Linked DNA regions of Homo sapiens: region 1 is linked to region 2. A link is a contact called in ENCODE Hi-C data. All regions are on one chromosome and are shown on one strand. The core of a region is the stretch at or near the end of the contact, and the rest is flanking DNA. Distances in the headings are between cores, read along the strand shown. Region 1 overlaps GALNT1 (polypeptide N-acetylgalactosaminyltransferase 1). Region 2 holds the start of MAPRE2 (microtubule associated protein RP/EB family member 2).

Region 1 (3,410 bases), core at 259-2,758, 580 kb after region 2:
TTAATTTGGCTGTACTAAAATTAAGATCTCTTGGGTTTTGTGTGCATGGAAAGGAGAGTGTAAAGACTAGTCACAAATACACAAGTAGAATATATTTTGCATACAAAGGATAAGGATTTTTAGAATCAGTAATGCACACACCCATATGTCAGTACGCATACATACGTAAGTGTGAAAACAGTTAATGGCAGAAGAAAGCAAGAGCTGTTTCTTAGGAGAAAAATGAATAGCCAGTAAACAGTTGTTTTCAGGGAAATACAAATTAAAGCTACATTGACAAAATTGTAAAAGTTGGACATTGTCAAGTATACCACTGCACTACTCCATGGCAGAGGTTGGCAGACTTTTCTGTAAAGGGCCAGATAGTAAGTATTTTAGCCTTTGCAGGCCGTACAGTCTCTGTAAAGGCCAACAACTTTGACGTTGTAGTGCAAAAGCAGCTGTAAACCATATATAAATGAATGAGAGTGGCTGCATTCCCATAAAATTTTATTTACAAAAATACTAGTTTGCCACCCCTTGCTCTATGACACCAAAGTTAGTGAACTACATCAATATGGATGAGTCTTAAAAACGTAATGTTGGATTTAAAAGGTAGCAGAAGAATACATTATAATATGATTTAATTTATGTAAATTGCAGAGGTAGACAAGGTAAAGGATACAGGTTTGTGGGTTTCATCATAGTTGCTGGGACCTGACTAATTTTGAATTCTGGCCTTGACATGTATAGTCTATGTGACGCTGGCCAAATTACCTAACTTTTTAAAGTGTCAGTTTTCCTATCTGTAAGATGGTGTGCATAATAGTACCTGGCTTACTGGGTTGTTGGGAGTATTGTTATACAGTGCCCATCAAAGTGCTCAGCACACAGTAAGTGCTTGGTAATTGTTGTTATGCTTTTATTCTCCTGTTTAATTTATATCTCTATTAAAAGAAATATAGCTGTTATTGCTTTGGACACTGGGTGTTTTTTTTATCTGACCTGCATTGCATATGGCTAATGAGAAGTACTAAGGCTTGCATATCCTCACCTGAAGTCTTGAGTAATGTTTGATTCCTTTTGCTTAGCACAGGTTGTAAAACCTTCTAGTGTTTTAGTGTTGTGTTTTAATCTCCACATTCATGGTAGCTTGCTGAATACTTGGCAGAAACAGCTTCCAGTGTCACGTAATCTTTCTCTGTGGCAGTTAGCATCGTCTCAGACTCCTTTTTCAGAGCTCTCTCCTCCTTTGTATTGGCACCACTCTTCAAATTCTGTGACTTCTCAGACCTTCCAGTCCTCTAGTATGGTCCACCCCTCAAACTTCTGACTCTTCAGCTTCCTCAGCTGAAAATGAAGATAAAACCCACTTGAAAGGGTTGTTATTAGGATAAAATTCTCTCTCTAATGCCTAAGCCACTGAGGAACCCTGTAACCATAGATCCTGACTCATTTATGCCAGAGTGAGGTGTGGTATGAAAACAAACAAAACTTTATGAGTAGTTCCTTCCCCATTTGAGCAGCAGTGACGGGTGAATGTAATGCAAGCGGCGCATTGCAGGCATTCAGACAGCTCCCCCCTCCATTTCCTGTCTGTGGCTACTGTTCTCTAGACTCTTCTCTCACACCACCAAGAATCATTTATTACAGGTATTTATATTGACCATTTCCTCCCTAAGGACAGTGATGTTGTCTAACTCATCTTTGTTCTCATATGGTCTGGTAAAATGCTTGGCATATAGTAGGGCAGTTAACAAATTTGTTAAGTGAACAAATGTCTACTATATGCCTTGCTTTTGTTCACAGAACACCAGTGTATGCAGTATTTGGCCTGCCAAAGTAAGATGTTAAATCCAAAGTAAGATGTTAAATCCTAATTTAGCGTTTAGCTATCTGAAACACGTTTAAAAGTTACTTCTTTGTTTTAACATCATATTTCGAGAAATTCTAACATATATAAAAGTAGACAGAACAGTGAAACGAGCCCTCTTAAACCTGTATCCATTCTCCAGATTCAGCAAACACATTTTCCCACTTGTGTTCCACCTCTCAATCTAACCTCACTCCCCTGCTCTTAAGCCCAAGTATTTTAAAGCAATGGAAGACATCATGTCATTTTACCTCTAACATTCTTCAGTATAGATCCTTTAAAATGAGAACATTTTGAATATGACCACAATGCTGTTAACATTCCTAATTAACAGTGATTGCTTAGTAGCATCTGTAACCCAGTTCATAATCATATTTCCTCAGTGGTCCCTAAAGTGTCTTTTTAAGTTGATTTGTAGATTCAAAACTCAAAACAAGATCAACATAGCACATTTAGTTTTTTTAAAAAAGCTTTCCTTAAAAAAATAAAAACAATACCTATTTTAAAAATTATTTCTCTCCCTTTCTCTTCTTCTTTTCTTTTCGATAACTCTTCAGATTAGGGTTCTTTATAATGAAACCATAAACTTTGCTCTAGCAGATAAAGGTTTCATCTTTTAAGACTGCTTTGCTGTTCTTTTTTTTTTTTTTTGATAGCCAAGCACTTAACATGTATAGAGAGCACTACTGCAGTTAACAGCACAGCAAAATGCAAAACTGTTAACTGCTCTGATTTTTCTTGTGCAATGAGATAGCATTATGTGCAGTACCATTAGGAAAATAATTTTACATCATTTTCATTCATAATTAACATTATTTACATTAAATGTAGTCTAAACCTGTAAAATAATCTTGTATTCATTAAAAAGTATATATTCTTTGGTATGTTTAGTTTAAATACATCTTTAAAAAATTTTAGTTATTCCTCTTGAATTTATGGTTAGGGTCTCAAGAAGGAAGCTTGAGACTAGACTGTAATGTGTGTTTGAAAAAGACTGCTCATGGATGAACTTAATTCTTAAATTCTCTAAAGCTCAAGTGGAGAAATGACATCTGCAAAAAATTTATCTTTTAGTTGCATTATGGGTAATAAAGACAAACATGTGTAACTGTTTAGTGTATTTAAAAGAAAAGGAGAGATAACCCAAGTGATTAGAGGTTTTAGTAGAATAGTTTTGAGAATTAGAATTTTAAAAAATAATACAAAAGAAATGTTTGAGTTATTGATGTGAATTAAATAGCAGGTTTATTTCAGAGTTTTTTTTTTCCAACAATTTACTTAACTTTCCTATTACATTGTTAAGTAAAATGTCAACTTAATTGTACTGCACTGTTTTTGTTTGTTTGTTTGTTCTGAGAGCAGGAAGCAAATCCTATAATCAGCCCTCCAAAGAGCTGAAACAAATATGAAGAAAAGGCGCTTGAGGTCATCCCCTAGAATGGATCTTAACTGATAGCAATGCAGAAGCAGCCTGAGACTACAGGGCAGACCGAGTTGAGGGAGGGAGGCAGAGAATAGCTTTTCACAGGAAAATCAGCAGGCAAGAATGCAAAACAAT
Region 2 (3,472 bases), core at 464-2,963:
ATGCTGAAGAATTGTCAGGAATGACAAAGTGTTTACTTGTTTTTAATATCTGTATCACAAAATGATAAAGCTGATAAACCATACAGTGATGTGAAGGAGTGAGTCATAGCTTAATACTTTATGACACATATATTTATGCTGTATCTTTTACACCCCAATTCTTCCCTTTTCACCCTATAAAAGGTCAGAGACCACTGCTGATAAGCAAAGAATCCTTCAAAATCTCTCCTGGCTGGGCGTGGTGGCTCATGCCTGTAATCCTAGCACTTTGGGGCGGGTGGACTGCCTGAGCTCAGGAGTTCAAGACCAGCCTGAGCAACTCGGTGAAACCCTGTCTCTACTAAAATACAAAAATTAGCTGGGTGTGGCGGCGTGCGCCTGTTATCCCACCTACTCAGGAGGCTGAGGCAGGAGAATTACTAGAACCCAGGAGGCGGAGGTTGCAGTGAGCTGAGATTGCGCCACTGCACTCCAGCCTGGGTGACAGAGCGAGACTCTGCCTCTAAAAAATAATAATAAAAAAAAAATCTCTCCTCTCTGGAGGACAGTACTGAACATATGCAGGGTCTTTTCAGTTTATAATCTAATCCGTAGACTGCACAGTGCTAGCAATTCTGTTCACAGTTATCTTTTCACAACAGTCATCTTGGAAGTACTTGATTCTTACCTTGATTTATAATATTTATTGAGCTCACATTACAGATCATTACTGTCCAGTCACATTGATAAAACCATGTCACTTGGAAGCTCCAGTTCACCACTCCTAGCTGTGTGACCTTAAGCAGTTTACTTAATCTTACTAGTTTACTCATCTTTAAAATGGGAATAATAATAGTATCTGTCACATAGCCAATATATTTGAAAGCGGTATTGCAAGGATATAGAACAGCTTGAATGTTAAGCACTTTCAAATACTAAGTGAGGTGATCACTTTTGTAATTCAAATGGAAATAGAATAAATGTCAATGAATTAATGATCTGTATCAGGAGGCAGCATAAAGAATTTGAATTGGAGGGTTTTGGGTAACTGGTAAAATGGTGGTTATCTTTTTTTAAAAGAAAAACCCTCTTTGGGGATTCCTTTGTACAGATGATCTCTTAATTTGCCATCTTTAATCCTCACATTATTAAAGGCTACATTGATTAGAAGGAAATACAGCTTCCTTGTAGGTTTTTAGCTTTTTGGCTTGTTTTTGGGGAGATGGTTGCTGCTATTTGGAGAAAGGGAGAAAGGCAGAAATTTTAACCTTAGTCTGATACCTTTTCTACAAGCTGGCCACCAGGTCCTTTTTAGGTTTTTCTGAAACCTGACCAAGTTTAATTGTCATGGCATAAAAACTTGGTATTGAAGGAGTTAAAGGGTCTCCCACACCCCTTTGCATGAATCGTTCTTTTGTGTACACAGCTGCAGTGGCAGCACGGGTCGGAAAGGAAATGGTTAGAGGAAGAGCTGGTTTTCAGACAAGGCGAGTCTGCGAGGGGGGCTGCAGGGTGGCCTGGGGTTTTACATGCCAGATGTAGGCCTGCCCCGGTGCCTGCCTGGAGCTGCTGGCGTGGTCACGCCGCGACCCTGTGCGAATTGAGGCGAGGTGATGAGTTAGCGGGTTGCCATGGCAACAGGCTGGCCACGTGACCAGGGTGCTGCTGCCGGCGCTCTGACGTCAGCTGCCAGAGGGCGGGGCCGCAGGAGGGCGGGGCGCGAGCGAGAGCTGGGAGAAGGCAGTGAGCGAGCAGGCGGCAGGCACGGTCCGTGCGGAGCAGGCGAGCGAGCGGGAAGACGCAGCCACCTTCCTCACCAGCCAGCCCACAGCGGTTTGTTCCCCTTCTCGGGAGTGCGCCAATGCCTGGGCCGACCCAAACCCTGTCCCCAAATGGCGAGAACAACAACGACATCATCCAGGATAATAACGGGACCATCATTCCTTTCCGGAAGCACACAGTGCGCGGGGAGCGTTCCTACAGGTAATGGGGCTGGCACGAGAGCAGCGCCGGGGACCGCCGTGAGGGCGCGCGGAAATCCAGCCCGTTATATAATGGAGCAGACACTGCCTGCGACCCCTGCTGCAGGCATGCATTTGTGAAGGCGGTTGTGATTATTTGGTATCTGTTTCCATGTGTCATGTTGGGTTTGCATTGAGGCTCCGCGACTGCAGATGGAAAGCATTTTGTGAATAGGTTTGCTGCCTTCGAGGGGTCTCCCTCCATCTCTTTCCTTCCACACTGATAAAAATGCATGCTGTTTTCCCCCGCTGTCCAAAGGGAGACAGGCAGTAGCACTTCCTTTCCTCCTTCCCTTTTAGATTTTAAAGGAGCCATTAGGTAGCAGTGCCAAAAGGCAGAAAACGGGAGGGTGGGGAGAAAAACGTTTGCGCTTAACCTGGAGAGTGTGCAGGAAAGATGGAATCCTCTAGATTAAGCTGCAGTCTGTGATGTTAAACCGCCAGATTGATGGAGCTTTGTAAGAATTCTGCTCGCTGATTGGTGCAGGGATTGACAGCAGAGGTGATAGTGTCAGACATTCACCAAAATTTTCTCCATAGAACCCTAGGTTTATTAGAAAGAGACTGGACTGCAAAGGACTTGAAAAAAACTGGGCGCTGTTATGCATTTTCTAAGGAGTTTATGGCCACCGCTTGGGTGGGGGAGCCTTTCCTTCTTATTTACAGTAGGAAGGTGATTCCTGGTCTTTTGCTGAGGTCTGTTTTGAGGATGGGACTGATCTTGGTCATTGTATTGTGAGCCTTTTGATTAATGAGTTGGCCTGTACGGTTGGCATCATTTTTACATTAACATATCTGGCAATATGTTCCAGTAGATAAGCTCATTAAAATTGTTTGCATTGTTTGATAAGGATAACAATGTAATGGAGAATGCAGCTAGAGTCTTATGCAGCTCAAGGCCAGACTTGAAGGGAGACTGATAGCTTCGGTCATATTTCCTCTGAAGTTCTTTTGTACTGGGGTAGTTATTTTTAAATGTTACCTTGATAAACGCTAACAATGCTTTTGCTTTGAGGCAGAGCACACATACCTCTAAAGCGCATCCTCTCAGCTGATGAGCAACAGGAAATAACTCTTTTTTTCCTTTTTAGAGCCGTCATCTAAACATTCAGATGGTATTATGGGTAGAATATTGTGTGTGTAAATGTTGCATATCACAAAATAGAACCAGAAAGTACCCTACTTCCTTTCTCTTTGGCCAAAGAAATGCAGTATTTGTTGACTCAAAAAAAAAAAAATTATAAGCAACCTTTGCCCTGTCATCTCTGGCAGTTACATAAATACTTGGAGTTAATTTTGGCTGTGCCCATGAGGTCACCAAAATCTCATGCCTTATGGTTCCAACTAATGTGTTGATATGGCATTCTTACAGATTTCAAGTGCTTGTTATTCACTTAATGTAAATCAAAATTCCTCCACAACTTCTGGAGATATCCTTTCAGAGACCCTGTGATTGGAAATTTGGGCCTCTT

The links. Hi-C counts contacts between places; a loop is a spot of excess contacts on that map. Pooled maps may share reads with other maps.
Region 1: a loop to region 2 is called in a map of GM12878, with 3 times the contacts of the local background. The contact joins the enhancer-like site here to the promoter of MAPRE2 in region 2. A Hi-C loop is called at or near these places in 1 of 168 maps with a recorded cell type or tissue (GM12878), 3 of 37 single-sample maps with no recorded cell type and 14 of 50 pooled maps.

Annotation. Positions count from the first base shown.
Region 1 is chr18:35,615,548-35,618,957 of GRCh38, forward strand. All of the region lies in intron 1 of GALNT1 (polypeptide N-acetylgalactosaminyltransferase 1), which reads left to right. Among named protein-coding and RNA genes, the nearest start is that of MIR3975, 26 kb to the left of the region's middle. Within about 2 kb of position 1,509, at least 20 of the 41 ENCODE cell types and tissues checked have a DNase peak (open chromatin) inside an H3K27ac peak, as active enhancers do; they include GM12878, where a contact is called at or near this core.
Region 2 is chr18:35,039,700-35,043,171 of GRCh38, forward strand. MAPRE2 (microtubule associated protein RP/EB family member 2) reads left to right here and starts at 1,714. Exons shown (of 7, transcript NM_014268.4): 1 at 1,714-1,962. The coding sequence starts at 1,841. RefSeq lists an enhancer at 1,674-1,823.